Linked DNA regions of Mus musculus: all the other regions are linked to region 7. The links are chromatin loops, found by intact Hi-C in ENCODE. Cell type or tissue: left cerebral cortex. All regions are shown on one strand. Links, peaks and the distances in the headings refer to the core of each region. The heading gives the core; the rest is flanking DNA.

The links. Peaks named below come from ENCODE experiments on the same cell type or tissue, not always from the same donor. Only the 100,000 strongest peaks of a DNase experiment are listed, where the experiment ranks them.
Region 1: it touches region 7 in a loop (1.9-fold over the local background); 2 of 42 quality-filtered maps call a loop at or near these places.
Region 2: it touches region 7 in a loop (2.7-fold over the local background); 8 of 42 quality-filtered maps call a loop at or near these places.
Region 3: a loop joins it to region 7, with 2.3 times the contacts of the local background. A loop is called at or near these places in 3 of 42 quality-filtered maps.
Region 4: a loop joins it to region 7, with 3.0 times the contacts of the local background. A loop is called at or near these places in 8 of 42 quality-filtered maps.
Region 5: a loop joins it to region 7, with 6 times the contacts of the local background. A loop is called at or near these places in 8 of 42 quality-filtered maps.
Region 6: a loop joins it to region 7, with 2.9 times the contacts of the local background. A loop is called at or near these places in 4 of 42 quality-filtered maps.

Annotation. Positions count from the first base shown.
Region 1 is chr3:51,797,927-51,802,271 of GRCm38, reverse strand. The region is part of intron 2 of Maml3 (mastermind like transcriptional coactivator 3); the gene reads left to right. Among named protein-coding and RNA genes, the nearest start is that of Gm46803, 92 kb to the right of the region's middle. In left cerebral cortex, for the core only: no CTCF peak of the experiment used is centred there; a DNase peak (open chromatin) is centred at 2,427.
Region 2 is chr3:51,883,253-51,887,597 of GRCm38, reverse strand. The region is part of intron 1 of Maml3 (mastermind like transcriptional coactivator 3); the gene reads left to right. Among named protein-coding and RNA genes, the nearest start is that of Gm46803, 180 kb to the right of the region's middle. In left cerebral cortex, for the core only: no CTCF peak of the experiment used is centred there; DNase peaks (open chromatin) are centred at 1,503 and 1,903; H3K27ac peaks cover 1,305 bases.
Region 3 is chr3:51,912,760-51,917,104 of GRCm38, reverse strand. All of the region lies in intron 1 of Maml3 (mastermind like transcriptional coactivator 3), which reads left to right. Among named protein-coding and RNA genes, the nearest start is that of Maml3, 190 kb to the left of the region's middle. In left cerebral cortex, for the core only: a CTCF peak has its summit at 2,120 (motif pointing left); DNase peaks (open chromatin) are centred at 828, 1,509 and 1,950; H3K27ac peaks cover 1,204 bases.
Region 4 is chr3:51,892,226-51,896,570 of GRCm38, reverse strand. All of the region lies in intron 1 of Maml3 (mastermind like transcriptional coactivator 3), which reads left to right. Among named protein-coding and RNA genes, the nearest start is that of Gm46803, 190 kb to the right of the region's middle. In left cerebral cortex, for the core only: a CTCF peak has its summit at 1,832 (motif pointing right); no DNase peak of the experiment used is centred there.
Region 5 is chr3:52,026,894-52,031,238 of GRCm38, reverse strand. The region is part of intron 1 of Maml3 (mastermind like transcriptional coactivator 3); the gene reads left to right. Among named protein-coding and RNA genes, the nearest start is that of Maml3, 76 kb to the left of the region's middle. In left cerebral cortex, for the core only: CTCF peaks have their summits at 941, 2,147 (motif pointing left) and 3,831; DNase peaks (open chromatin) are centred at 840 and 1,446; H3K4me3 peaks cover 724 bases; H3K27ac peaks cover 320 bases.
Region 6 is chr3:51,650,592-51,654,936 of GRCm38, reverse strand. It overlaps a transcript of Mgst2 not described here. Among named protein-coding and RNA genes, the nearest start is that of Mgst2, 8.4 kb to the left of the region's middle. In left cerebral cortex, for the core only: CTCF peaks have their summits at 2,314, 2,517 (motif pointing right) and 3,623; DNase peaks (open chromatin) are centred at 1,989, 2,519 and 3,647.
Region 7 is chr3:52,194,830-52,199,174 of GRCm38, reverse strand. No RefSeq gene overlaps it. Among named protein-coding and RNA genes, the nearest start is that of Gm30074, 17 kb to the right of the region's middle. In left cerebral cortex, for the core only: a CTCF peak has its summit at 2,628 (motif pointing right); DNase peaks (open chromatin) are centred at 611, 977, 2,264 and 2,574; H3K4me3 peaks cover 1,540 bases; H3K27ac peaks cover 1,752 bases.

The DNA of each region.
Region 1 (4,345 bases), core at 213-4,212, 400 kb after region 7:
CCCTCTGCCCTCATTATAACTTCAGCCTCTCAAACAAACACCAGGGCCTTTTGTTCCTTGGGATGCAGAGACCTAAGGGGTGTGTGTGTGTGTGTGTGTGTGTGTGTGTGTGAGAGAGAGAGAGAGAGAGAGAGAGAGAGAGGTGGGGTGGAGAGATCTGCCCAGGTCTGTGCTGATAGCGAACTTTCCTTATTCAAAGTCACACAAAGGGAAAGCCAAGAGGTTGTATCAAATGCCTATTAGTGTAATACTAAATATCATTAAAAACAGAACTTGCTCTAATTGATGTTGAGACCTTATCTGTCCTAACATCTGGATATTCTGACACATTGACCTTCTGTTTCACCGTCACAGATGCAGTGTGGTTCTAACCCGAACCATGTTTTTTTTTTCTTAATGTCAATAGCTTTATGCTTAACCATAGTCATATGTAGGAAGCCACAGTGAGGACTAAGTACAGGCACTTATTCAATCACCTTTTAAATCCCTACTACGTACAAACATACCAGATAAATCACACCTTGACAGCACCAAAGTGACTGGATGTAATTAGTGCACGCACAAGAAGATGCAGGGTTCTTCAATTACACACAACCACTGTATTTATCATCAATTAAATTTCCCTATATTAGTTACTTGCCGTAATATTTGAGGCAATCACCTCGGCTCAAATTGCCATAAGCAAGCCACATAATCTCACCAAATAGAATTATTTTCAGCACTCATCATTCTCATCAATTCTTTATTAAAGACTCATTTCTCAAACCACTTTAAATTGTGGCTTAGAGTCAGTCATTTATAACCACATTTTGGAAATAGGCACATTATATTTCCATTTCATAAATATGTTTTATTAGTAATGAGTGGTATAGTATTCGATTGCTGTTCGTATTCTCATCCTAGGTTGGAAAATGCTTAATTAACAAAGATATTGGATTGGAAAAAAATGACTCTGGGCATATTTCTTTATGACCAAATTGCTTTTCTCCTTCCCCTCCCCACAAGGCTTTTATAAATTTTTACTGCACCCACCTAGGCTAGCACGTGTTATTTCCAAGAATCTATGTAGGGAAGCTAGCACCCAATAGGGAAGCAAATTGCTGTGAGCGTCTTCTAGTGTCTTCGACATGAACCCAATTCAGGGTCCTTGGTAGGAAGGAGCCAGTCTTCCTTGCTGAAGGACATGGCTGTCAGTATTATCGCCTGCACATCACGGGACAACTAGGTTCCTGTCCAGTTGCGGTACCTACACTTCAGAAATACTGTGATGATCACATTTGCAGATGTCTTTATTTCTATTTTGTGTGTGTGTTAATTACTTTCATCATTATTATTATTATCATTAGATATTTTCTTTATTTACATTTCAAATGTTATCCCCTTTCCTCATTTCCCCTCTGAAAACCCCCTATCCCACCCCCCTCACCCTGCTCACTAACCCACCCACTTCCATCTCCTTGTCCTGGCATTCCCCTACACTGGAGCATCGAGCCTTCACAAGACCAAGGGCCTCTCCTCCCATTGATGTCCAACAAGGCCATTCTCTGCTACATATGTGACTGTAGCCTTGAGTCCCTCCATGTGTACTCTTTAGTTGGTGGTTTAGTCCCTGGGAGCTCTGGGGGTACTGGTTAGTTCATATTGTTGTTCCTCCTATGGGGCTGCAAACTCCTTCATCTCCTTGAGTCCTTTCTCTAGCTCCTCCATTGGAGACCCTGCGCTCAGTCCGATGGTTGACCGAGAGCATCTGCCTCTGTATTTGTCAGGCACTGGTAGAGCCTCTCAGGAGACAGCTTTATCAGGCTCCTGTCACCAAGCACTTGTTGGCATCTACAATTGTGTCTGGATAGGGTGACTGTGGGATGGATCCCCAGGTGGACAGGTACTGAATGGCCTTTAAATGTGCGCACCTCTCGAGTTCTCTGTGCTGTAACTTGGCCTTGAGGTCTAGAAGAGCAGAACCCCACTGTGCCAGGTGTCCCTGTCCTGGCTGCCATGCATAGCTTCCATTGATCTTGTCACTCAAGGTTCTACTTTGGCCAAAATCATTGCTGTTTGTTTGTTGTTTTTAAATTAGAGCTTCTTGCTTACTTTCTTCTTGTCCTGGCTCATGTTAGGTTTCTTCCGTCGGTGTTTGTTTCTGATTTGTTTTTTTGGTTTTGGTTCTGGTGTGGTTTTTGCCATGTGTCCTGATGGCTTGCCTTCTGTAGCTTGTGTGCAGTTGCTGTTCCTTCTACTCTTGTCTGCTATTATTTTTTCCAAGGAATCCGAGTTCCTTTTCTAGTGGTGGAATATGTTTCTGCCAGAGTGGTGTGTGTGTTCTCTGAAGGAACAAATTGATGGCCGCATTCAGGGCTGCTTTACTGACACAGAAGAGCGTGGGTTTGTGTTTTAGGCTAAATGATGGAGTTCTGGGCAGCTTAAGTCTGAAGTGGCTTGCTGGTTCCCTAACAGCAGGCAATTATGCTACACTCAGGGAGCCTCTGAGCAGTTGTTCCCATGCAGATAGTTACTGCGTGAACAGGAAGAGCATAAGAAATATGTGAGAGGCACGTGACCACTCCGCAGATGGATTGCCCACAATTGAGTCTTAATCGCCGATACCACTGCGCTGTTTGTACTTAAGGTTTTTGTTCAGGTACCTTTCCCGAGGTCCCTCAATGTGATGTGGGATCCATGCTCATAAAAGCTTCCAGCAGAGCAGCAGGAAGAATAATCCCCAAGCTGATAAGAATTAGGTATGAACTCTTATGAACACACTAGTCAAAGATTGGCCCCCAACTCTGAACTTACCCAAGAAAGACAAAATAGCCCTTCCAGACACTATTGAGCCTGACCACCTCAGCTTTCACAAGTGGAGGGGGCTTGGACAATGTAACAAAGGGATTTTTGGGATGCCTAGAAGTCACTCTCAAAGACTATCTCAGGTGCCACAGTGCAGTCTTCTTAGGGGTGGGAGGGAAGCACCTTGGACAAGGGTGTCCCTTTCTTTTTATTCCAGAGACCTGCACTCACTGGTGAAGAGACCAGAGCCACTTAGCTGGAAACATCTGCAGCAGATGTGCCCCCATCCCCTCCCATCCCTCCCTATGGAAAAGCTGACAAGGGACACAAAACTGTTTCCACACCTCTGTCTCAACGTTGGCTTACAAGTGAGGAGGATTGATGTTAAGCAGAGCTTACAGTAATGGCCTCATTCTCAGTGATTGTTCTAGAACAGGCACAGCTCTGTTCTTCCTGCTTCGGATCTCCATGCTCATCCATTGTTCTTCATTGCCCAGTGCTTGTTGAGGGAGCTCTGTAGCGTTTACAGGTATAAAAGAGCATGCAACTATTTTTCTTCCTTGAAGTCATTGTCTATATTTAGGTTAGCGGTGTGATGAGAGATGTTGATGTTTTGTGAGTCACACTGAAAATTACCTCTCTAGATACAGGCAGAATGGGAGGCTCTTAGAGCCTTGCCTCTGCCCTGTGCCATGTAGACCACTGCTGCCCCAAAGCGAGATCATTAACCCTCTGCTACCTGCCAACGCTCTGCACAGCTGGACGGGGTCAAAAAGATCTCACCCTCACCCACCACAGGGTGACAGAGGGAACGTGTATGACCAAAAGGTGAGAGGGAAGGTTGCAAGGAGTTTTGTAACTCTTAACTGGAAGTCCTTGCCCAGAGCTCTGCATTGCCAAGTAGGAAATGTGCCCCTGACTTGCCCAGTATGCAAATGAATGACCCCCACCACCCCCCTTTTACCGTGCAAACGTTCAGAGGGAGAAAGCCAACACCCACCTCTCCTTCCTTCACTGAACTGGGAGACAATCTCAGCCACCCACCCCACCCCCAACGCCCTGTTTGTTCTTCTCATTTTAGGAAAGATACTCTAATTTTTCCCCCTCTGTGCTTCTTTTGAAAGGGAAGGAGGGGCTTGCATTGAATTGCTCTTCGGCTACCTCCATCTAGATAGGCTTCATTAATTTGATAAGCCGACACCAAAAGAGAGGGGTAGGGGTGGGGGTAGGGGTGGGAGTGGGGGGCTGCCTAGGGGCTGCCCTGAGGTTTCAGAAGATGAACTGCTAATGATGTTGAAAAAGTACCTTTTCAGATTGTGTGGTCCCTCCGGAAAACCAGAGCCCTTCCTCCCTTTTTCTTATTGTGGTATAGAAATTGAAAAATAGAAACCTGGTTGCAACTGGGGGTGTGTGGGGGGGAGAGTATGTGGGCTGGTGGGGAGGGCGAACAGACAGATGCATCCCTGAGGGGAAGTTTGCAGGGGCCTCTTCTCTGACAGTGTATCTGATATTGTCATGCTAAAGAGTGAAAAACTAATGGGGGGGAAAGATTAATTTGCTA
Region 2 (4,345 bases), core at 159-4,158, 310 kb after region 7:
TTCCTGCTTTATGCAGTGCTAGGGAAGGAACATGGAGCCTCATACACGTTGAGCAAGTGCTCTACCCACTGAGGTCTAGCCTAGGGGTAAGGTCTGGAGTGTCCTGGCTTGCTCAGGAAGGAAGGTGTTATTTAGGGAATCTCACAACTTCCAGCCCAGCGTGAAGGGAAGACAGGGCAGGAACTCAAGGCAGGAACCTGGAAGCAAGAAGGGACTGAATCAGAGGCCATAGAGGAGCTCTGCTTAGTGGCTTGCTCTGTCTGCTTCTAATAAAACCTGTCCAGGGATGGCACCACTGACAGTGGGCTGGCCTTTCCCACATCCACTATTAATCAAGAAAGTACCCCATAGGCTTGCCTGCCTACAAGCCAATCTGATAGAGGCATTTTCTTAGTTGAGGATCCCCTACTCCCAGGTGATCCCAACTTATGTCAGATAACAGGGAAGAAGAAGGAGAAGGAAGAGGAAGAAGAGGAAAAAGAAGAGAAAGAAAGAGAAAGAAAAGAAAAGCAAAAGGAACAAAACAAAGAAAATAACCACCTCAGGGAATCCGTACTCTGCCTTTGACCCTCGGATACTGAAGTTCTAGAAGTAACAGTGCTCACAGACCCTGAAGACCAAATGCATAGACACTCAGCCCTTGTCCTAGGACCAATCAGGGAAGGAAAGGCTATAGGTGTGTGACTGAAATCATGTGACAAGATAAGATCAATTTCCAAATCTGATTTGTGAAGACCCTTTGATCTGACTTAAAGGCAATATTTTTAAAGATTTATTTTCATTACTTATGTTACGTGTGAGACTGTATGAATGTGTATGGACAAATGAGCATAGATGCCCTTAGAGATCAGAAGAGGGTGTCACAGCCCCGGGAGCTGGCAGTGGTGAGCCACCTGACATGAGTTCTGGAAACTGAGGTCTTGCCCTCCCCCAAAGCAGTGGACACTCTTAACTGACTTAATGTCATCATTAGAAGCTGTTTGTGTTCTTTAAGGATAAACAACTTGCCTCAGATTGGGCATTAGTCTGTTAGGTACAGGAGTTCTTGCAATGAGCATTTTAAAATTAATGTATTTGATAATCACAATCAAGTTTATTTGAGTTTAAAAAAAAATAGTCATGGCATGCAAATACTGCTGAGGAACAAATTTAACAAGGCTCTTTTTTTTTTCTTCCAGTGTGGCCTCTATGGTAAAAAATAGTAAAATGTGACCTTCTAGGTCTTAAAATCCATTATTCTTTTGACCTTGAGGCTTTGATGCAAAAAGCAAGAATAACAAGAGGAGAATCAGAAAATGGCTTCCTGTCAGAAAAGCACACTCTCTGTTGTTTACACACGTCGGCTTTATTGAGCTTAATTCCATCAAGCTAACAAAATGGAGAAGCAATAGTTACAGCAAACGAGGCTTCCAAGGCTTAAGCTCTTGCAGCAGGTCCCAGTGTGGACTGCACCACAGCCCACAGGAGCCTGGCCAAGTTCCTCCAGCCATTGCTTCCTCCTGCTCTGTCCTTTCCAGTGGCATGGCCAGGACCCAAGCCTGGATTTGCACGTCCCCAGCAATCATTTCCCAACATCTAAACACACCTCCCATAGTAGCTTCCTCTGAAAGGGAGAATGGAAGTCAAGTTTCACCCAAACTTCCTATGGAACACAAAAGGCCATAACATCCAAATCGCCCCTCTGAAGCACGGGGGCTACTGAGACAGCAGAATTGCCGTTGGAAGCAAAATGGGATGTAGTGATTGGTTGAAAAGAAAAAAAAAGTGAATTTCTAGCTCTTTTCAGGCTCTTGCCATGAGTAAAACTTGAAAATGAAATATCAGAAAATCCAAGATGAGATGGGCCTTAGATCTTCCATCCCCCTCCAATCCCCCGCCTTTCAGAGAGGCCGTATCTAAACCATCCCAGATGGCTGCTCTATTTTTAAAGAACTCCAGAGAAGGAGTCTCTCCCACCTCCTCAGTCACCCATCTCAGAATCTCTTGTTCCTTGCTCCCAGAATGTTTTTTTTTTGAGAGCCTTCAGCAGTGGTGGGGACGGGGAGATTGTCTTAGGGACCCTTGGGGGATTTTACCCCAGGGTGCAGGGGAGGAAACTGTGGCTTCGGGCAGTGTCTCTCTCTCTTCACTGAAAGAATTCTCTCTAATCTTAGGATTTCAGTTTTGTGAAGGAGCTTCTTGAGGGTCATTCCAAAATTCTTGGGCTTGTGATCTGTATAGCACTTCCAAAAGGAGGAAGACTGAATACATATTCATGTTTAAGACCCAGGAGAAGAACATGTTTGGGGCTATACACAGCTTCCCCGGGAACAGACTTGTCCAGGAGACTGCTCATTCATTGTACCCTTTGTTTCTCCAGTCCATCCTGGAAACCACTCAGGGGTTGGCTGAGATTCGGCCGTCTAAGAAGTAACCAGGCAAGGTCACTACCACCGAGTCTACACTCCTGTGGAGAAGAAGGTGGCCCAAGGGGAGGAGTGACAGGCGAGGGGATTATACATCATGACAAGGGGCACCATGAAGATCAAACAGATGAAAGTGAGAGAAAGAGATGGCAGGGAGGCAGAGTGGCCAGGACAACCTCAATCCTGGGAGTCTGCCCCTCTGTACAGGCAGGGAACTGCAGAGTTAGCATAGGTCATAATTGTAAGAGAGCTTTGCTACAGGAGAGGGTGGGGCCAAAATGTGTAAAGCCAACCAGCATCTCCTAAGCCATGTGACAAATTTAACTTTGATGAATGTGAAAATCTGTAGAAATTTAGACGGAAAAGCGTGACCTGAATTTTTTTTTCTTTTTTTTGTTTTGGCTATTTGGGTTTTTTGTTTTTGTTTTTGCTTGTTTGTTTGTTTTTTTGGAGACAGGTCTTTCTGTGTAGCCCTGGCTGGCCTGGAACTCACTATCTAGACCAGCCTGGTCTTGTACTCACAGAGATCCCCCTGCCTCTGCTTCCCTAGTGCTGAGATGACTTGCAGAGGATAGACTGGAGAGGGTAAGGTGGGAATCGAAGTGGCCCATACATTAACTGAACTGAGGTATGTAGGAGGGTGGGGCCACCTCTGATAAAACCTTAGAAACTCGTAAGAGTGACAGGTGTGAGGCACATGCACTGGCCACGCCCAGGTACACCTGGCTTTAACAAAATGTGTAAAGCTCAAAACTTAGAGTCACTTTTCTCGTTTTCGAGTGATTTGCCTTGAGTGTCTGTTCCACAAATGGAAAATAATGTATGAGCCTTTGACTAAGAAATGCTAACGAGACACAGGAAACCTTAATAGAAGGCTCATAGCATTAGAAGAGGTCATTTTCTCCTAACTTCCACCCAATAAAAAAAATACCTTTACAAATCCCTGGCAGATGAACATGCAGCCTGGTTAGGGAAAGTTCAAGAGACAGGAAGCTCATTAGCCTCTGGAGGCAGCTGGATCTCCCTAATCGCTTTTTCCGCCAGCTCCTCCATAGATGGAGGATGGGGTCTTTTCCCTGTTACAAGGAACCATGATCTTAGTTTCACGTCTAGACCTACACGGGGTAAACTGAGTTCTTTTCGTACCAGGGGATCACCAGCTATATAAGGGCGAGCCATGCCCTTCCTGCCCTCTCACTATTCTCACTCTCTGTTTAAATATCCCGGACTCTCCCATGTGACCTGTTTCCTGGGTGGCTTTCCGTGGCACCTGATGCTCGGCCTCCCAGAGGCCACTGCAGCAGAACATGCCTGCATCTCCCTGGATTGGAGACCTTACATTCATTAATATTCATGAGTGCAGCCCAGAGTTAAAGGAGATTAGACATGACTGAAACCAAAGGTACTCGAGAGACAGTTTTCTTGACACAAAACACAAAACTTTACAGTTGTACCTAGCAAATCTTATTAAGTAACTTGTAGGAGTCTGGTTTTGAAACTTTTGGAGATCCGGCAGTCATACTAAGAATCTGATAAAAAGCTTTGGACTTCTTTCTGAAAAAAAAAAAGCGAAACAAAACAAGATCACAAAACTCTTATTAAACACCAAGCCATCTTTCTAAGCCTCCCACAAAACTCTACATACAACTTCTCAGGGTCTCCAGAGTTCCTAAAATCCATTTTTTGTAAGCCTTCATTTTAAGAAGTCAGCTGTGCCAATATTCTGTAATCCTGATTCTGTCATTCAGAGCCTTATGTCTGTATATCTCTGTGTCAGTGGCAGAACACCCACAGGGTGGGTAGGAACACTGTCGAAATCCTGCAGTTACAATCAAACTACTACAGGAAAGTGACGGAGTCTTTAGGCTCTATCAGTGGGTCATTTGCTTCTGTGACCTCAGCGAGCCTCTACAGACACTGGTCACATTGCCCAGCTTCAC
Region 3 (4,345 bases), core at 273-4,272, 280 kb after region 7:
TGTTCCTATGGTGGGGTGCACACTGTATGCATGTGTGTTCCTGTGGTGGTAGGGTACACACTATGCATGTGGAAGTCAGAGGACAGCATTGGCTGTCATTTACCAGCTGCTGCCAGCCTTCTTTTTGACAGGATGGGGAATGGACCTGCTGATACTCTAGGCTGGCTCATAGTCCTAGCCCAAGTTACTTACTTACTCTATCTATCTATCTATCTATCTATCTCAATCTCTCTCAATCCCCCCCTCTCTCTGAGTTATAATGCACACAACCATGACTGATTTAAAATAAATAAATAAATAAATAAATAAATAAATAAATAAGGGTTCTAAAAACCCAGTTACTTACTGATCTCTGTCCGCAACCTGATCATTTCCTGAGCTGCCTCTAGATGACCTCTCTACACTTAAGCCAGGAGGTACCCAGAACAGAGGGCCTCTGACACCCACACATGGCAGGCTGCCTGTGGATCTCTATAGTCCTGTGACAATCAACCTTCCCAAGCTGGAGCTTAAAGCCCCCTTCTGCCTCCTTTCAACGCAAGACTTTGCTACCAAGAATTTTCCTGGTAACCTTCTTTGTTTTTTTTGCTTACAAAACTTTCCTTGCTATTAGACCTGGGGGTTGGGGGAGGAAAAGAACAAACACAAGTCAGCAATAAAAGCTCTTGTTAAGTTAAACATTGACCAGGGCAGCATTCATCAAGCTGCTAGAGTCGTGGCAGCCGTCCTGTTCCTCCCCCACAAACGCAGAAGCAGCTGGAAGGGAAGCCTAAAGTCTAGGAGGGGATGGCTCCCTCCTCCACAACTCTGCCTACGTCAGCCCCTGAAATAGAAACGTGGGGATGGAGTGGTTTGATAGCAAGGAAGAATCTAGAGAGAAAGCAGTGTCATGTGGCCTAAACTGGCCAACTGCTGCCTCCCTGGAGACATGGGGCAGAGAAAAGGATGGAGCCTCGCTCGCCCTGGCATTTCTGCATCTGTTTTCTGGTCCTTGCTGCTTCCATGCTTGCAGTAGCTGCTGTTCTTCGTGTTAGTGCATTCATATCAGCGGATGGTATAAACACTTAGGCAGCCAGCCTGCTATGGAGGAAGCCAAAGCAAGAGAGCTCTGGGCCAAGGTGATTTCCCTACTCTGACTCCCCCATCCCCACCCCCTGGTCTCCAGCCTTTTACAAAGCATAGTGGTTTAAGGTTAGCATAGGATGGAGAGAAAGGATCTGAGGCTTGGTCCAGATCTCTTCTTAAGGAAACAAGTGCTTCCCCACTGGGGCTTAGCTCTGGGAACTGTGACCAAGAGAAACTGGAAGCCCTAGTAGGAAGGGTCTCCAACAAGTGGAATGAGACCTGTAAAACCAAACCTGTGTGTGGCTAGAAGACAGGATCAATCAAAGAAGTGAGGTCAGTCTCCACCATAGTGGAAGGAGAAGGTTATCAAAATGCCATCTGTTAGAGGAACTACCCCTTCAATGTCCTTCTGGCTGGCCCAGAAAACACAGAAGTCCTTGGTGTAAGCACAACAGGACTGGGCTAACCACTGCTGAGCAGGGCAGCTATGAGTCTCTGGGGCACTGTTTGGGTATAGCAACTGACCAGCATGTGTGTCTTTGTAGCCTTCAAACCACAGTCATTCCCAGAGGGCATGTGGATTCAAATATCTCATCGTGAAGCCAGGGGAGTGGGGAGAGACTATCACATAGAGATGTACTATTTCAGGAGGTGGCCACTCCATCTTTCTCCATAGGAACCACTGGGAAATCAGGATGGAGGTGGGATCTCTGCACCCCTGTGCTTCAACCACCAGCATGAGAGGCAAAGGGAGAAAGATGCTGGGGCCTTTATAGTGCCCCGGAGACACAGAACCAATAGCTCTTTCACTCTAGAGAGAAGGAAGTTGATTTGTCACAGTACTGATAACAGATGACAGTCTCCCCCACAGCAGCTCCGTTCACATCTTGCCAAACACCTGTAAACCCCTAACAGAACAAAGCTGGGTGCTGGAGACTTGACTCAGCAATTAAGGGCACTGGATGCTCCTACAGAGGACCCAGCTTCAATTCCCAGCACCTACGGGGCAGCTCCCAGCTTCTGTAATCCCCACTCCAAGGAGTCTGACCCCCTCTTCTGGCCTCCGTGGTACTACACCCAGGTGATATACATACATACAAGCAAAATACCCATACATAGGAAATAAAAATAAGTAATTTTTTTAAAGTAGGGTTGTCAAAAAAAACCATTAGAAGGTAGCTCTATTTCTGCTTTTTAGAGTGTAGCTACTTAGCATGTGCTGGGGAAAGAGGGAGGACAGGACTGGCTGAGAGATATTTTTAAACAGAATTGGCTCATTAATGGGAGTGTGGGATGTACTAAGTTCAAAGCCTAGAGAGCAAGCCGGTGGGCTGTCCTGATAAGCATGGCTGTTATAGTCTTGACTTGGAAGTCTTCGGGTTTTCTGTGATCCAGGTTTAAAGCAGAATATTGCTTCTTTTACAAATATCAATCCTGGCTCCAAAGGCCTTCAATTCATTGAATGAGACCCACTCACATTACGGAAAATCATTTGCCTTTCTGATCTAACACTAACCCGAGGCTGCACGGGGCCAAGGATGGTTACAAATGTGGCCCAGCGCAAAGTTGTAGACTTACTAAAAATCAAAGTTTGCAAGTCTAAACTTTACAGATGAAATGGTTGTGTTGCAGTGTATACTAGATGCTAATATAAATATTATTCGTGTCTAAAAAAGATTACTTTCACAACACCTGAACTGAACTAGAAGAGTTTTTTTTTACTTTTTGGGGTGTGTGTGTGTAAGATTTTAATTTTTGGATGTTGCTTTCTCTTCCTTTGATTTTTATTTTTGGGAATCGGCTCTCAGACTTAGCACAGGTTAGCCTCTAACTTGCTATACTCCCGTGTTAGCCTCCCAGCTGCCAAGATTATGGACACATGTGTCATGCCCAGCTTCAACTAGCATTTGACCCAATTTCTGAGCACTATAGACAAGCTAGGTTGCTATGTATCATGAGCACTTCCTGGAAAATAGAGGAAGGAGTATTCCCTCTCCCCAAGCAACACTCAGAGATGTTGTGAACTTGTAATTATGGACTCTGTAGTTGAGTAATTATACTTGTAAATTGAAAGTAGAACATTTTGGTCATAGTTCCATAAAGTCAAATGTTGAAAGTGTCTTAGGTATAAAAGTTGTGTTATCTGCCTATGTGGCAGGCTGGCTGGTTTTCTTGTGACACATTGTCTGTGACATAATCTCTGAAATAATCGATAGTCACTGAAAATGGTCTCTTTTGTTTTTTAACATTGCTCTCAGCAGACAAGTGCATGGGCCAATACCCAGCCCTAAAACAGCAGGAGCCCAGTTCTGATAAAACATCGTCTGATAAGGGCTCGGAGGAATTGGTTTCGGTCCCTACTTGGGGACTTGCAGAATGGCATCAGATAGGAAAGGAGGGAGCACCATGTAAAAGCTTAGCCCCAAAGTGCCACTGCCTGAGTTCACGTCCCAGCTCTGACTCTGCGATCCCATGTTTATCTGCCCAGCGCCTCTGTTTCCTCACACATACAATGAGGACGGCATGCATGCTGTCTCCCTGGTAAGATTGGGATGATTCAGAGCATCTGCATGTCCACGCGGCACTGTGTGAGCATTTACTAGGATAATGAGATAAAAGTCCGAGTTAGAGGGTTGAGATGGCGGAAAAGAAGTTTCTAGAAAAACTTTTATGCCTCAGAGCTTTGCTATAATTCCTTACATGTTTAAGATCACTTTATAACGTTGTCTTTGGGGAAATTCCATTCATAATCCTCTTACATGAAGGGAAACCAGGATGGAGCCTTCTTATATACTGAATCCTAGGCCGTAGCTAACCGTGCCATGGGGGCTTTCTAGGGTATTAATAATGAGCTGATATACCTATGAATGTTAAATGTCTTGGAAGCAGCTTCCTGAAGAGCAAATAGCAGATGTGGTGATGGCCATGCTCTAATTGCCCGAGAGCGGTTAAATACAGTTGTTAGCGCCTTCCCAAGCAGTTAATTGAAAGCCGAAATATTTTCTCTTAAGGCCCACCATTTGTTCTCACTGGTCAAGTGAAGAAGATGTGGGCTAGAGGGGGAAGGCTCATCCAGGTTGCTTTTGCCCCCTGCACATCTAGTTTCTCTTGTAAATTGCTGGAGAATGTCCTCATAGAGTCTATTGTTCTAAAAATCCTATTCCTAAAATAGCACTAGCTCTCCTTGAGTTTTCCTACATGCCAGATACTATAGGATGTGTTTATATATTTATGTATACATAGGTGCATACATAGTCACTTGTAATCTTCAAAATAATTC
Region 4 (4,345 bases), core at 90-4,089, 300 kb after region 7:
TGCTCTGCTGTCCCTAGAGGCAGGGAATAGTTATTTTCCAGCCTCTCCTTGTCTTGATACTTAGTGAGGTGGGGGCAGCCTTCCTCAGAATATCTGTGTGCTCACCACAGTTCAACCCCCTCTAACTGCCTGGAAGTGATTCTGACAGTGAACAACTTCAGCGATCACCAGGATTTTCTTTGTGAGGACTGAAACCTGTTCTCCAGTGTGACCCTTTTGACTTCCCTGAAGAAAAAGAGTAGCCAGTCGCCATCTTCCATGCGGTACTTTCATATCCTGAAGAGCATAATTCAATTGCGTTTTTTTTGCTTTGCTTACGATTGCAATGATCTGATTTTGCTGGAAGAATGTCTGTTGTAGGAACCATTTCAGCAGCTTCATTCAGAGAGAGCCCCTGGGTAGCAAGGGACACTTTGTCTGAAATGATGCTTGATGCTCACTCACCTGTCTGAAGGACAGAGACGTGATTTTGTGGACCCTGCCTGCTTCTGCCTGGGTTCCTTGACTGGGAAAGCTGTCCATCCATGCTGGATTCCCAGCAGCCCCTGAGTCATCTCCAAAGTCATCCATCCTAATGTAGAGAGTGCTACTTTTTCCTTACCCACACACACACGCCTTTCCTATTGTCTACCAGCATGGCTGAGTGCAAAGAAAATCATAGCTCTTTGCTTGCTTGTTCTTTCTTTATTTCTTTCTCTCTTCCATTTGTTGTTGTTTGTTTGTATGTTTGTTTGTTTTGTGGAAGAATCTCATGTATCCCAGACTGGTCTCTAATTCACTATGTAGTGGATAGAGGATGATCCTTCTGACTCCACCTCCTGAGTACTAGGACTGCAGGTGTATAACAACATGCTCAGTTTATACAATGGTGGGGATTAAGCCTAGGTCTTACTGCATGTTAGACAAGCACCCTTCGACCTGAGCTATGTCCCCAGTCCACCTTTCACTTTTATACCCAATAAGAATATCACAAACACAGCCGGAGGCATAGCAATCAGTTCTTGGTTGCTTCTTGAATCTGAAAGGTGATTATTCTACAGGCAGCCTAGCCATTGCCTATAAACAAAGCACTAAGCAGTAAGTGTTGTCAATGGTTGCGTGAACGCTAAGTTTCTTTGAGTTTAAGCTGTTCTTAAGATAAACAATCGAATCTACATGAATAAAGTTGTTGCAATGGCTTTGTGCTAACACAGTGATCTAGAAACTCTATGGTGGCTTAAGTTTTGTGGACGTTTTAATAACTGTTGAGTGATAATGGACAAAATGTGGACAATTCCTAATTTCAACAGTGCTATCTATCAACTATCCAAGAAGAGACCACTGAGAGGTGACTGTCAGTCGTGATGGCTAATCACAATCATGGGTAAATTCAATTTCATAACCACTTAGAAAGGTTTGCTTTTGAGTAGTTTTCTACCCTAATGGAAATTTAGTATTGCTGTATGACTGTGGTTCCACACACCTATAATCCTAGCATTAAGAGGCGGAGGCAGGAGCTTATTGACTATGAAGCCTGTGTGGTCTAGAAGGCCCTGTTGCACAGCCCAAAGTCTGGAGACACAGCTTCGTGTCCTTGTTTATATGAGACCTTGGGTTTTCTCTCAGCACTGCTTGCCCCACCTAAAGAAAATATGGCAGCATTGAGTGGTAAACCATAAGAGCAAATAAATACTCACAGTCTGTCTTGGTATAAATAATTTTGCCGAGGAGAAACAAGCAACTCTTTCTTAAGTAGAACTCCAAATGGTAACTATGGAAGCAGCATGAGAATCAGGGTCTCCGTGAGGCAGGCACCATCATAAGGAACAGGATGCACGCACAGAAGCTCCAACAGGGGGCAGCAGTGGAAAGAGACATGGGCTCATCCTCAGAGGGAAGGGCGGTGACTTTGTATAGTAGGGCCACCGGCACATAGCCACTTAACCAAGTGTGCTTGAGGGAAGCATCCCAGCGAAAGGCACATTGACATCACACGTCCCTTGATGCAGTACACTGAGAGGGACACAACATCACTGAGCTTTTCTGACAACGCAGAACCTCACTCCCCTTGTGTGAAGACACTACGCCAACCCAGAGGGACTGAGCAGCTTTTGCAGATAGGAAGAGACTGGGAAGAATAAAACCACCACAGGCACTGTGGGAGAATCCTGAGTAGGGTCCCAAGACAGAAAATGATGGAGAATAGAGTCGAATTCTATTATGGTCTATAGATTAATTAATAATATGTGTGAAAGTTAATCTCCTGTTCTTGAAAATTGAACCACGGTTATGTAAGACACCATTAGAGAAACTTGCAGGAGGGACCAAAAAAAAAAAAAAAAGAGCTTTTGAGCTGTTTTGCAACTTTTTTGTAAGTTAAAAAATGAACAGCATTTACAAAATTGTTCTGAAGGAGGGCTATGGGAATTAGTCATGTAGTTATTTCTTTAACCAAAGAAGAGCAAACTACCTGGTTTAAAAAAAAAAAAAAAGCCAAGCACTCAATTTCATCATTATCCCTTCTACCCAATATTCTTTGCTGTGTCTTCTATCCTGTGTTCCCACTTGCTTCTAGATGCAAGAAGTCCTTTCTATGGGGTCAGCAGAAGCTTATACCTTACACTGCCAGTGGATCTGGCTCCACTGGTCCTCTCCTGACATGAGGATGTATCCAGCTGAGTGTTGTCACTGTAGGCCTCCCTGGCATCCTGTGATGTCCTCTGCGTTGGATCATAATTGATGCTCTTGTTCTCCCCCAACCTCTTCTCCTCACATCGGAACATCCAATGAGGATGCTCCAGGTTCTCCATTTCTGGACTGTGGTCCATGACTGGACCATGATGCATTGCTTCCTCCACCCTTAGGTGTTTTCTTCCCCATACTTATCATACTTTTGAAAACTCTTTTTTTCACTTTGAATATGTTTAAGTATACAGAAAAGTAGAATGTAGCAAAGCTGCTCTGGCGTCGATCTGAACCAGATGAGTACTGTATTAGTCAGGTTCTCTAGAGTCACAGAACTTACGGACTGTCTCTCTATACTGAGGGCATTTGTTGTGATGACTTACAGTCTGTAGTTCCAACTAACCCAACAATGGGCAGCTGTGGATGGGACGTCCAAGAATCTAGTAGTTGCTCAGTCCCATGAGGCTAGTTGTTTCACTTGGTCTTCTGTAGAAGTGGGTTCCAAAAGATGTGCTGGCCAGTAAGTGCAAGCAGTCGAAGAAAAGCAATTCTTCATTGTTTCAATGTCTTTATGTAGGCCTCCAGCAGAAGGTGTGGCCCAGATCCAGGTGTGTACCACCATGCCTGAATCTGGGACTTGCTTTATCTCAGGCTGACCCTGAACTCAGAGCTCTCCTTGCCTCAGTCTCCTGGGATTAAAGGTGTGTACTACCTTGCCTGGGCCTAAGCTTTTCATGGCCACTGTGCCTCAAGATCTCCATGCCAAGATCCAGGTCAGAAACCTGTGCCTTCCAGCCTCAAGCTCTGGATCACAGGTGAGCCCTCCAATTCTGGATTGTCCTTTATTCCAGATATAGTCAAGCTGACAACCCGGAGTAGCCACTACAAGAACCTAGGATTAGATGTTCACCAATAGTGAGAATGAAGGGTTGTACCTGTCCCATTCCTGTCATTCTTCACATTTATTTTTATTTTCATGGGTTTAGGAATGATACTGCTCCCCCTCTTTTGGCCACTGTATTTTATTGAAAGTGGAAGGACCCACTAGAGATCTTCTCTCCCACCCACTTACATAAGATGGAATTCCTTCTGGGGATGGTTAAAGAAAAGATGACTACCTTTAATGTTTTACAAAGGGGCCCAGGGTTTAATTTATGCATTTAGCATAATGACAAAACTCACTTTTTAATCTTTTTACCAATATTTTGTGTGAATGTGTGTGAGGGGTATATGTAGGTGAGTGTACCTCTGTGTTTTGGCCCCTGTGGAAATCAGAGGTCAATGTCAGGGATTGGCCTCAATCATGATGCTTTTTTAAGACAGGATCTCTCGCTGACCCTACAGGCAGATTCACTGATTTGGCTAGACTGGCCAGCCAGCAAACACCAGGGTTCTGCCAGACACTGACTCCCCCAACTTTGAGTTTACAGGCTCCCCCACACCAGGCATTATTTGATATGGGTGCTGGGACTCTGAATTCAGATCTACATACTTCCGTGTCAAGTGCATTTCCAGCTGAGCCATCCCACAGTCTGCAATATCTCTTTGCTATCAAGGTAATTATTCCAAAGGACACGAAAACATTGGTTTTCAGTGACGAAGCATCTGTGTTCCTAAACAAGGAAGGGAGAAGAGAGTAAAGAAAGCTCAGAAACTGAACTTCTCCCAGATGTTCCTGTGG
Region 5 (4,345 bases), core at 199-4,198, 170 kb after region 7:
AAGGGAGTCTTTACCAGGAGCCACAAGAGCACTGAACTTACCATTGCTGGCATGTCTACTTTCCCAGTGACCTGGGATTGGTTCCCATATCCGGATAACCGGGGACAGTTAATTTAGGACAGTCTCAAGTGTGGCTTGGTCAGGGTATAGAAAGGAGCCCTTCCCGTAAAATACCCAAGAACCTGATCCTGAAAGGGACGTGGTCTAGATCATGTTCCTGTCCTGTCACTAGTCAGCAATGTGACCTTGGGCCAGTGGCTTCTTCACCTTGCCAAGCTGCAGATGGCAGAAAGCAAAGCCTGCCTCAGGAAGATGTGTAAGCCTAGGTGTGAAGTCTAGAGCAGGTAGCCCAGCACGCAGGCTGCTGTAAGTTCTTGTGAAGTTGGGACTTGTTCAGGGCCCATTGTAGCAGCAGTTGGAGACCCTGCCTTTGATTTCTTCCAAGCCCCAGCAGCTGCTGACAGAGAGATGGAAGACAGCGGTGGGGACCGCCGGGGGGTGGATGAGCAGGGATGTGCTTCCCACATCCTTCACGGTCTGGGCCCATCCTTTCTCTGATTTCCTGCTCCATGCTCCCTATCTGCCTCTTGATTGATTCTGCCTCCTCATTCATTCTTAAGGCATCCCTGATCTCTTCTGCACAACTCTCCAGGTCCGAGGGCTACAGCGAAGAAGTCAGTGCAGGAGCCGTTTTGAAGACTGATTTGTGTAGAAGCTGTGAGCGTTGATTGATTGTCACTCACAAACTTCGCTCTGTAAACCCATGAGCCGAGCATCTGCACGTCCTCACTTCCCTGTAACCCTGTGGGTGTCTGACAGAACATCTCGTACCCAGTCGGTGCTCAGTGCAGGGTGTGGGGAGGCGAGGGGGAAGAAAGATGAATAGGACCGCAGAAGTCATCCATCCATCAGAGTCCCTCTGGTGGCTATGAACGAGGAGTTGAGCTGGGAACGGGGGTATGATCTGATACAGAAAGCAGGACAGTTGGACAGATTTGGCTCCTCTCGTGGACTTCTTTAGTACTGGCCACCCCTTCATATACTGTCTCCTGGCCAAATGGGGTGGTGAGTTATACTTAAGGGAAGCTCAGCCTGGAATCATAGCTTTTGAGACAGATACACCAGACCCTCTGTTTCCTTTTTCATATTCTGTATGAGCTAAGAAGCCAACAAAATGGCAGTTTCTCTTTGGTCGACCTCCTGGGAGAGAGTTCTGTTTGGGAGGAATCGTGTCCTGGGAGAGAGTTCTGTTTGGGAGGAATTGTGTCTCGAATGGAGGGATCATGACAGCTACTGGGACCTCCCCCTGGTTTTTTGTCGACCGAGTGGGTAGAACAGGAGCCGGAAGTGTCTGGTGGACGTGCCAGTGTTGAGGAACTCGCGGCTGCTGTTTGATCACAACAGGCTGTCTGTTCTTCCTCCCCCACATCCACCACATGGACTCATGTCTTCGACACGAACACATTCTTCAAATAACACCTTCTGGGACATTCTTGCACCCCACCCCAGCCTGCCCGAGGACTCTGTGGTAATGAATGGGAGCTTTCTTAACTAATGATATTCTGGACCATCTGTCCAGCTGGTCACTGAGAACAGAAAGCAGATGCACGCACGCGTTGCTTCTTCTTCATCGTGGTCCCATAAAATTAGAAATGGAAAGATTATCTCTTTCCTGGATCTGGGAAGAGAAAGTCTCTCTCGATGCATTTCGTGAGAGATTTAGATTAAGTTGCTGTTGCTTTTGAAAGCATGAGTCCTGTGAGGCTTTGGATCTCGAGAGATGAATGTCTGTCTGTCTGTTTGTTTTGTCCTAGGTTAACGTGTAAGCCTGTGTTTGTTCTCGCATGCCACTTTGGATCTCTTGACATTAGAAGGAAGTAGATGTCTTGGTCTTCTGCTTTTTTAAATATTAATTGAAAATAAATATTTCTTCATGTAATATATTCCGTTCACAGTTCTGTTTCCCGTCTCACTTCTTCTCCTAGATTCTCCCCACCTCCCCACCCTTCCAGTTCCACACCTTCTTTCTCTCTCTCTTTAGAAAACAAACTGGCCGGCTGGTGAGATGGCTCAGTGGGTAAGAGCACACTGACTGCTCTTCCAAAGGTCCTGAGTTCAAATCCCAGCAACCACATGGTGGCTCAGAACCACCCGTAATGAGATCTGACGCCCTCTTCTGGTGTGTCTGAAGTCAGCTACAGTGTACTTACATATAATAATAAATAAATCTTTGGGCCGGAGTGAGCGGGGCAGGAGCGAGCAGAGGTCCTGAGTTCAATTCCTAGTAACCACATAATGGCTCACAACCATCTGTACAGCTACAGTGTACTCATATACATAAAAAAATAAATCTTTAAAAAAAACAACCAAACAAACAAATGGGCAAATTAAAAAGCAAAATAAAACAAAACAGCATGAGAAACACATTCTGCAAACATGCATGTACATGCATGCATGTACCTGTGCACACACACATACACACACACATACACACCATACAAACTCAAAATAGGAAACCATAATATATAAGCAAAAGATTAGTAAGGTTTTTAAAAAAATGCCCAAACAAAGCAATATGAGACAAAAAAAAAATCACCCAAAATACCGTCGAGTCATTTCATGTTGGTGCATCTACGGCTGAACGTGAATGGAGCCTCCCCTAAGACTGTTTTGCATAGCCAATGAGAGTCCATTTGTGAAAGCTCATTTTTCCTTTGCAAGTGGCCCTCGGTTGGAGACAGTGTCTCTGTTAGGGATGGGAGATCTTGTCTAATTGTCCCTCTCCCTCCTTTCCTGCCTGGGTTGGCCTCTTACTCAGCATAGATCCCCTAACTGATCTAACTGACCTGCCCTGCTGACCTCCTGCTTTTTAGCATGTGAATTAACACGAGTAACTGGATATAGCGGATAGGAGGTTCTATGTCTAGGTCAAGTTGAAAAGTTAGGACGCTGGGGAAGTGCTTGCCTCTGCAGGGCTTCTGAGAGCAGCAGAAATGTCTGCAGGAATGAGCCAGTGGAGTCAAGCTGGATGGAACGAATTCAGGCAGGTTTGCTGTTTGCACAGGTGGAGTGACAGGAAGGAGGGTGGGGCCTGCGTACACCTGTGCCCAACCCACCAACCTTTTCAAGACAGCTGCTGGAGAAACCTCCTGATGGTGACCAGGGCCCAACAGACCAAGATGACTCCAGCAGAGGGGACTTGGGCGAGTGGGAAACGCTGGCCTGATGTGGGAAGCATATAGCAGTTGTCATAAGTACTTCAGATCAGGTTGAAACCATGCGAGCAGCAAGGCTGGGTGCCCCCAAGAGGTTATCAGCAGGGAGGAAATCCATGCAGCTCACTGCTGGTCACTCCAGAGTCGGGGATCGTATGGGTGAGTGCAGGTCTTGGGCAAGTATGAGTTTGATATAAATGAGACAGAAGTCACCCTTGCTGGGCATCTATCCCCGCTTAGTGGCTCACCTGAAAGCGGCTGTCCTGATGGTGTCCTTTCTCATGGTTGGCGTGGTTCTAATTCAGGCATCCTTGAGCAAAGGCCAGTTTCAATTAAATTGTGAATGTCAGTTGCAAAGAGGCCTGTAAGGCATGTTTGTTTGTTTTCATTGTGTGTGTGTGTGTGTGTGTAAGCCAGAGGCCAAACTTGGGTGTTATTTCTTAAATACCATTTACCTTTTTTTTTTTTTTTTGAGCTGGGGTCTCTAACTGCTCCAGAACAACCCCAGCAGGGTAGGCTGGCTGGCCAGAGAGCTCCAGAGACCTGCCTGTCTCTCTCCCCTCAGTTGTGGCATTAAAAGGATAGAAGTCATAAAAGGATAGAAGTCAGCTCCTCCTGCTGACAAACCAAGCATACTACCTACTGAGCCTACCTCCTCTTATTTTTGTGGGTCCTGCCTTCACTTATAAAACCTATCCTTACACACACCCCCTTCAGCGTTTTCTGCTTTATTCTGATTCTCTTCATCAATGAAGTGAAAAAGTAAGCTCACTTTCAAAAGGGGAAAACATTTTCATAACGGAAAAACAAGATTATTATAGATTAAAATGTGATTATCTCTAGCTCCGAAGTTGAAGTACTTACTTAGGCTAAAATATTAAGAGAGATCCTTTCCCAGCCATTGATTTGATGTGAATGTAGGCAACTCATTCAACAAATTATTCTGAAGTACTCTCTGAGTGCTGAGTGAAGCCACAATCAGAAATGTGGTGGTGAGCAAGACAGGCGATTATCCCTGTCCTTGTAAACCAGAGTGACAGCCCAGCTCAGTGTCAGCTTGAGGCATTTTTCCCTTTTTTTTAAAAAACAAAACCAACCCCCCCCAAACAAAACAAAACCAACCAATCCCA
Region 6 (4,345 bases), core at 134-4,133, 540 kb after region 7:
GAGCTATGTCTGCAGCCCTGCACCTGACTTTTCTAACCCCCACTCCTCGTGCACCACCCGGTGCAGAGCCTCTCAGTTAGTCAACAATGAACACTCCTCAGACAGCTACACCATCGGAAGTGGTACAAATGGGCAGATTTCTGGGCTTCCTTCAGCTCTCTTACTATATCAGGAAGCACATACAGTCTCTCAGAACTCACACAAGACTCCTATGCGGTTGTAAACGATCCCCATTTTACAGATCCAGAAACCAAGATCCACTGAACTTCCAAGGCTTGCTTTATTATTTCAGTTAAAAAAAAAAAAAAAAAAAAAAAAAAAAAAAAAAAACAGAAGTTAGACAGGCTCCCTAGACAGACACACAGAGCAGTCATCACTAGGTAATAAAGGCAGCAAATTTCCAAGATGGCTGGCTTCTTCCTTACCCTCCTGGCCTTCGAAAAGAAGCCTGCTACTGGGCTGACTCAACAAGTTCAAGCCTGATCAGGATGTGTCACAACAGCTGTGTACCAATCAGCCACCCTGCCCATCTTCAACTCACTGGCCCTAAAGTAAGAGAGGAAGACTCTCTCTTCCAAGGCCTCCAAACCCCCAGGCCTCTAGGAGAGACTAGAGTTTCTGAGCTTCCAGAGTCCCCCCCTCTCTCCTTCACAGAGGGTCTCTTTCTCTATGTGCGCTGCATGTGTGTGTTTTCCCAACCCACAATAAATGACAACCTTAACTGCTAATTCTGTCTGTGGTGAGATTTCCCTGTTGGTACTTGCTGTTCATCACATTTTTTTAAATCTGTTTTTGTTTGGTAGATTGGTTTTGGACAGGTTTTTTCCACGTAGCCCTGGTTGTCCAGGAATTTGCTCTGTAGATAAGATTGGCCTGGAACTCACAGAGCTGTCTGCCTCTGCCTCCCGAGTGCTGGGATTAAAGAAGGGCACCACCGTGCCCAGCAGTGCCTTTGAATTCTTTGGCAGGGATAACATGCCTTATCTACACTCCTAGTCTGTATCATCCCTGTACTGTACCAAATTCACTGCATCCCAGAGATTGAAGATCCCTGAGCAGTGAGAATGAATGAGTTGATGGCCAAGGTGAGCACCACTGTTGTCCAGGAAGGAGAGAAGTCTGTGATGATCCACAGAGGCGGGAAGGAAGAGAGGAGGATAGGCGGAACCTTGGAGAGGTGACTAGCCGATAAAACAAAGTCCAGGTTCTCACCAGAGGAACCTCTGGGTAATATCTGGTAGAGACGGACCAGCAGACAGACTCAGGAGAGAGACCTGAGGGCACCACACAGATGAGTGCTGCTGTAGGCTACCTAAGTCTCACCTTCACCCACCAGTACCTCCTCAGCAGTTGGCTTGGATGTGCATCTAGAGTGGAGGGTCTCATGTTCAGATGAGTGAGTGAGTGTGTGTGTGTGTGTGTGTGTGTGTGTGTGTGTGTGTGTGTGCGCGCGCGCGCGCGCGCGCGCACTTGCTGGCGGGGGGGGGGGGGGCGTGTAAATAAACATCTATGGAACTCAGGAATCTCTTGGGTTTTGTTTTGTTTTTTTAACACAAGAGTGGCCAGAGACCTTCCTGAAGCTTCTCTGCCTAGTTCCTCTTGCTCAGTGTGTCACTCAGACTTCCACGTTATTTTGTGCATGAACACATTGCCCCAGTCCCGTCACTAGGATCCTATGGAACCTAGAAAGACATCTGCCGTTTGCATGACCTACAGCATTTGGGCTGAGAAACCGTGGAGTAGTGTGCTTTCCTCCATGTCTCTCAGGGGTTTGTTAAGCCAAAAGGAAAAGGTCGAGCGAGCTCTATCTCCAGCCCTCAGAAAAGGTTGGCCAATTAAACCAACTGCGAAACCAGGAGGTTCCCCCTCACTTTAAAATGCAGCGCTGAGCCTTCATCTGGGCCGAGGGGGTCTGGCCAACAGTTAACTGCAGCTCCAGCCTGTGGCCACATGACTCAGGAAAATACTCATCTGACCAGATCGCAGGCCAAGCCAAGGCCAGCAGGAAGGAAAGTGACACTGAAAAACAAGAAACCTACTAGCCCCAGCGGGGCCCTCCCTTCTCCCGCCCTTCCCCCCACCCCCTAACCCCCTCACCCCGCCCCCATCCGGAGTAATTCAGGAGGCCAGGAGGGTGCAGCAGAGGCCGCAACAGACCTCAAAGCTCAGGCACCAGCTTTTATTTGTTTTCTTCCTTTATGTATTCCTTCCTCCTGCTGCCCTTAGGCTGTGTCTGGTTCTAGCCTTTGTTCCTGAGACTTTGGCAAAACATTCTCAGAATTTCGGTCACTGACATTTTTCAACCCCCCAAAAATACCTGGGGCCAAAATTCCCGACAAAGCTACCTAGTGAACCCTTCTTTTCCCTTCACTCCCCGAGTCTGTTTCTCACGTTCTTCTCTGCAGATTTGGTACACCCCTAGTTTGCAGGAGGAGGCGCCTAAAGAGTCACCTGGTCAGAGCAGGGCCTTCAATTCTACCTACGGGTCTTGATAACCTATTTTGTCAAACCACAAGGGGGCGCAAGTCCCAAGAGTACCAGGACTGTATCTGCCGCTTGGAGGCAAGCCACTCTGATCTCTCAGGTATTACTACCCCAAGGATGCACGGCATCAAAACTGGAACAAGTCAGTTAGAAATGAAGTGGTGGGTGGGGGAAAGTCTGCTGGGATCATTTTTAAATGATCTATAAAAACGTAGTGTTTCAGAGATCAACAAATAGAGCATCTCCAAGAGTCCTTGACAAGAAGCAGCGCACATAACAGCTCAAAACCACAAGTACAAGAATACAAAAGAATCCTTCGCCCTGACCCACTCAGAACTAACAATTCCAGACCAGGCTACTCACAGAGACTACACAGATTCACATCCACCTAAGAACAGCGCATCCAAAAAACACTTCAGATTTGAAAACCACTGCCCGGGTCTGTGGCAAACCCCAGGAAAAAGCACTCCTACATGCTAGATACTGGATTTTTCTTTTTTAATGTTTTGAGGAAGCTGACAACTTGCTGTGAACATTGACCTGTGGTTTCTAGAGTATCTTGACTTTAAAAATAAAACTAAATAGCTCTGCTCGGACTTTGCCTAAAGTCACTACAGAAGAGCAAGTCAGAGAGTCGGGTGAACTCTGGAAAGGTTCCCTGGACCAGGCAGAAAATGGGCATCAGGTTCACACTAGTGTGAGAGTCGGGCTTGGTAAACAAAGGAAAGGCTAAAACCAAGAGAGATGCAGAGTGCTGATTCAGCTAGCAAACCAAGTGTCAGGAGAATGGTCTGGGGAAAAGACGCGTGCGTGCGGAAAAGATGCGTGCGTGCGTGTGTGTGTGTGTGTGTGTGTGTGTGTGTGTGTGTGTGTGTGTGATGGAGTGTAAGCAGAAGGAACAGCAGTAAGAATGCTTAAGGAGGGAAAGGATAAATCATGATCAAAGAATTCTGGAGATATGGGAGGGCAGAGCAAATGAGGAGCCAGGGTGTGCCCACACAGGGCCATCCTGGGCATGCTTACCTCATAACAGAGGCACTCAGTCTGGCTTAGTTCACCACCATTGACAGTGGACAATGTCAGGGACTTTTTTTAAAAACTTGTCACAGCTGAGGAGTGGGATGCTACTGGCACCTAGTGGGTAGAGGCCAGGGATGCTACTAAATATCCTATACTGCACAGGACAGCCCACAACAAAGAATGATCCTGCTCACCGGGTCCATGGTGCTGAGGCTGCAGAACCACCCAAGGACCGTTAGCTGGAAGATTTGCTGAAGATGTCTGCACCAAGTCTCACTGTGGTATCAGGATGGTAATGGGGCAGTATGGTTACTGCACCTAAGAAGGGGTCTGTTAGGAAAGGGTATTAGGATACCCTGGCCACTGGGGTGTCAGTATGGGCAGACACAGTGAGTGGAGGAGAAAGAGGTTTGAAGGACCACATCAGTAGGCATGGGAGGCATGATGGATGTGGAGGGTCCTTGTGGGAGGCAGCATTGGGCAAAGCTTAAATGCAGGTGCATGTTTGAATAACACCACCAGAGCGGGAAGAATTGGCGAGCCAGGAATCCAGGAGGAAGAAAGAGCAAAGCAAACAGCGTGCATCCAGGCCAGCAGCCACTCAGATGAGCTGTGGTGAGAACCTGTCACTGAACAGACAGGCCCAGCTGACATCTCGAGACATCTCAGGACAGACTGTGGGGGAAAACAGTTCTACAAAACAGAGCAGCCACAGTCTCTGACCCCCGAGAGGAAGGAGAGAGAATTCACCTTCTATGCCTAGCTTCCCACTGGTCAGTCCCTATAGCAGCCTGAGAATATATCTACACACTCTTTGACACGTCTGTCATCGTGAGCTTGA
Region 7 (4,345 bases), core at 280-4,279:
CCTGGATGGATGTGACAACTACTGGGGACACTAAGGGTAGGTACCGTCCTTATCTGGCATCAGCCAAGGATGTGGAGATGCAGGATGTGATGTAGAGAGCTACCTCAGTTAGTCTTTGCTTTCAGCAAAATAAGTATCATGTCCCTGGACCTGCAGGTAGTCCACACAGAAGTGAAAGAATTGGGTCTAGTGCATCTGTGGGCAAGGTAAAGCACACCAGGTGGAGGCGCTATGGAGACAGACTCCAAGCTCGCACTTGTAAAGTACCAGGAATCAGAACTGCCTAGGGAAGACAGCCGGATACCAGCAGAACTGGACTTCCTGGTCATGACTGCTGGATCTGACCAAGAGAGTTCTTCGGTTGCTGAATTCCATATTTAAATTTAGCCTGCAAATGAAAAAAAAAAAGCAGCTTTTTACAACTCTAAATAAACTTTCTACTACTGAGAATGGTGATTGAAGCAAAAGTAAAAATAGCTGCTCACACCACGATTTGAGGAAATCTAAATCTGAAACGATCGTGTTTTTTTTTTTTTTTTCCTTATTTGCATGCTACCAAATAAGGACATCGGGGAAGCAATGAGTCACCAAGATTCTAGCATTTACCAGACTGCAACATGAGGGGAACGCATTCCCTAGGATGAGCTCTGTGATTGGCTTTCCCCTCATCCCCGATGTGGACCCTTATACACCTACCTGAAAAAATCGGTCCTGATTTCTTTTCCTAATTCTTATGGCAGTGTTTCAGTGAGTAATATTCATGCTTCAGACTGTCGAACCTGTGGAAATAATGTCCCACATCTGAGGAACAGCTCAACCCTTTCACAGATTTTTCCAACCTCTGTTATCTCGGTCGATCACACTCGATGTGCGCGGAATCTCCAAGGCAGAGCATGCGGCTGTCACCTAGGACATCACTGAACTGTGGATCTTTTTTGCAGAGACGGGTGACTCACCATCCAGGAGGGGGTGGAGGGAGGATGACACAAAGGAAAACGAGATTTAGAGATCTGAGCTCTCTGTTACCGTGTCACATGGTCCCTGCATAAACCAATGTTCTACAAGTGCGGAAGCCCAGCCGAAAGGTTCGGGCACGGCCTGCCCACCCAGTGTTTCCTTCTCCAGCTCTTAGAAGACAGTTTAAAGAGAGCTCCGGAATGTTCTGGTCTTTTGTTTGGAAATTTCGCCTGCTTGTTGACTAGTTGTCTGTGGACCGTGGGGTGGGTCTGTTTGCTTTAAACAGGCTGAACGATGTGTAAGGCATGCCGGCTGCTTTTGTGCCTGGCTTATTTGAAACTGTTTTAGTGTGACACTGGAGGACTTTAAAGGCAACTGTAGCTGTGGTGGGATGTTCTTGCAAGTTGGTACAAGAAAAAAATGTGTCTATTTCTTAGCACATGATCAGTGGTCTGCATCTCCCCTATAATTAATAATAAAAATAATAATAATATCACAGGGTCTTGCAAAGAAATTTGAATTACTGAAGTTTTTTTGGGGGGGAGCCACTTGCCCCCTTTATCAGAAGACTGCCAAACATAGTCCCAAAGATGGAAGACATTCCTTGTTCTTATATCACAGGAGTTCAAACCCTGTATCACAAGAGAAATGGTTTCTGGAGAGTTATGGAGAGCTACAGTCAGTTTTGCATATTATCATAACAAAAAATAACCAATAAAGATACTGCCCCCTTCATTGTATAAAGGAGAAATAAATGAAGGAATTGCCACTGAGCTAGGAAGCCTGTCCGTCCCACCCCCTCAGTTTTCACCCATCTTCCTGCAAGGAAGCTCAATGGCTGCCAGAAAGGAAGAGACCATGGCTGTGAACTGGTCAGGCCAGAGGTTGCTGGGCATCAAAACGGCAAGAGGCAGGTCACAAAGACCAGGATGGGCAAAGCAGATCTTGTCCTGCCTTTATCTCTAATTAGTTGTGTGGCTTTGGATAAGCATTTCACCTCTCTCATCTGTCAAATGACAGGCTGGGACTAAGTTCTCCAATGTCTCCAACAGCTCTGGTAGGATAGCGGTGTGTGTGTGTGTGTGTTGGATTAGATTATTTTATTAAGGATCCATATGAAGGCTGTGAAGAAAAGCTGACTGTTTCTGCAAGCTGCAAAAGAGCAGACTCTGGAGGAGCTATGAAATGATCCACAAGGAATCCCTGCGGTGGGTTGAAAAACTATAGAATTATGGAATTGTGTGTAACACACAATCTGAGTGAGGCTCTCTGAGGCCATACAAAATGGGACACGCTAAAGCAAAGAACCCAGGCTTTTGAAGCCAGCCTATGCCCCTACTCCAGTCTCTCCCCATGATAATGCAGCACCGTGTGCTCACAATTAAATGTCAGCCACGGAAAACATTTCCCTTGGCTTTGTTGTTCCAGGACCGGATTCTTTTGTCCTCCATATAATGGATATGCAGAAACAATGACAGAACAGAGATTTTTTTTCTTTTCTAAAGCGATGACAAACACAGTGCTCCTTCCTCCCTCCCTCCTTTCCTCCCTCCTTTCTCCTTGTCCCCACCCCCTAAAATAAATCATTGTTCAGGAAAAAAAAAAAAATCCCATTGTCTATTGTCCACGGAGATCAAGATCTGCCTAGGAACAGTTCAGGCAGACGCTGCAGTGTTCCTAGATGGCCGGTAGGTGGCGCACGAAGGCAGTGCTGGCGGAAGCGCGGCCGGTGGCAAGGACGGGGTTGTCGCCTCCCGCAGCCGCCGCCCCCCCCCCCGCCCCCGGCCGCCCCCCTCCTTGCGTGCTAATTGCTGGAACCTCCACTGGGACTTAGGTCCCGGAGAAAGAGAGCGGGAAGGAGGCGGGGAAGGGAAGTGGGGGCTCTGGCTCCAAACACACAAAGCCTCTAGGGCCTCGGCGGCCCTGGGCAGGGCGCCCTCCCTCTGGTCTCTGTCCCCGGGAAGAGCTGCTGCATCCTTGGCTCCCGCCATAGGAGAACCGCGACCCTAGTGTGGGAGTCCCACACACCTCTGACCCCAGCCTCCCACGGGGCTTGGAGACCTGCCTCTGAGCAGCAGGAGGCTCCCAAGTAGACATCTGTCCCCGGCATCCACGCGTGTCCACCCCCAGGAGGAGTCACTGAGGACCTTGTCCCCTCTTCGTCGCTGGCCTGTGCTGGCACCTGGAGTCTAGATGTCTTACCTAGCCTCCAGCCTCTGCAGGAGAACCTGGTGTGAAGGTGTATAGGCAGGTGGGAGCTTTGTGACCTTGAATTTATTAATACCGTCCCCCGACTCCCCACCCTGCTCCCCAACCCTTCACCTCACCAGCCTATCAGTCACAGGCTGTGATACTTAGCCTTCTGAGTCTTGATTATTTATTTTAAGATAGTGCTTCACTTGGGGGCGTGGGGGTTGCAGACAGCACAAACAACTGTCTACAATCCTTAGGACAGACCTGGCATCGCTAGCACCAAGTTAGAAGGGAAAGGGGCACAACTGGATGTGCAAGTAAATGGCCATCAAGATGTCTGAGCTCCCATCTTTGGCTTTGCCAAAGCTGTGAGAGACCTCCTTCCTCTATTTGGAATTTATCCTCTTGTGATTTATACCCAGTCTCTGTTGCGACTCTCTGAGACAGGAGTGTATACCATTAGCTTTGGAGTCAGGCTTGCCAAGTTGAAGTCCTGGCTCCCCCATTTAGTAGCTGGTTAAACTTCATGGTTAGAATTGGACTACCTTACAGACAACAATGGAAGTTCGCTGAGATATCCACGGACATACCGGAGGTGAATCGAGCAATTGCTGACAGCAGCTTCTCTCATTTGAGTCAGAAAGGTCATTTCCCTTCCAGGAAGAGAACAGTAGTCCTGCGAGGCCACATTTCCCCCACAGGATTCCCAGCTATCACCCCAAACACTTTTGTTTGTTTGTTTGTTCTTGTTTTTTTGTTTTTTGTTTTCCAAGACGGGGTTTTTCTGTGTAGCCCTGACTGTCCTGGAACTCACTTTGTAGACCAGGCTGGCCTCCAACTCAGATATCCTCCTGCCTCTGCCTCCGGAGTACTGGGATTAAAGGCGTGTACCACGACACCCTGTCACCCCAAACACTTAAGGAGGCTTCTTAACTCTTGCTGGCCACCAGATGACTAGAGCCATACTCTAGTAGAAAAGAGCTTTGTAGGAGTGGGACTGGATTTAAAACTGTATTCTAAGCGCTGGTCTGTGCCTGGCGATTGGTGACTGCTTATCCCCATCTAGACACTGCTACCCAAGCAGAGATTGAATAGCAGTGAAGGAGGCACCATGCCTTGTCCTTGTTAGGGTATACTGAGAGAGAAATACATCTGTCATGCTCCGACCTGCCCAAGTCGGTTTAAGGACCCAGAA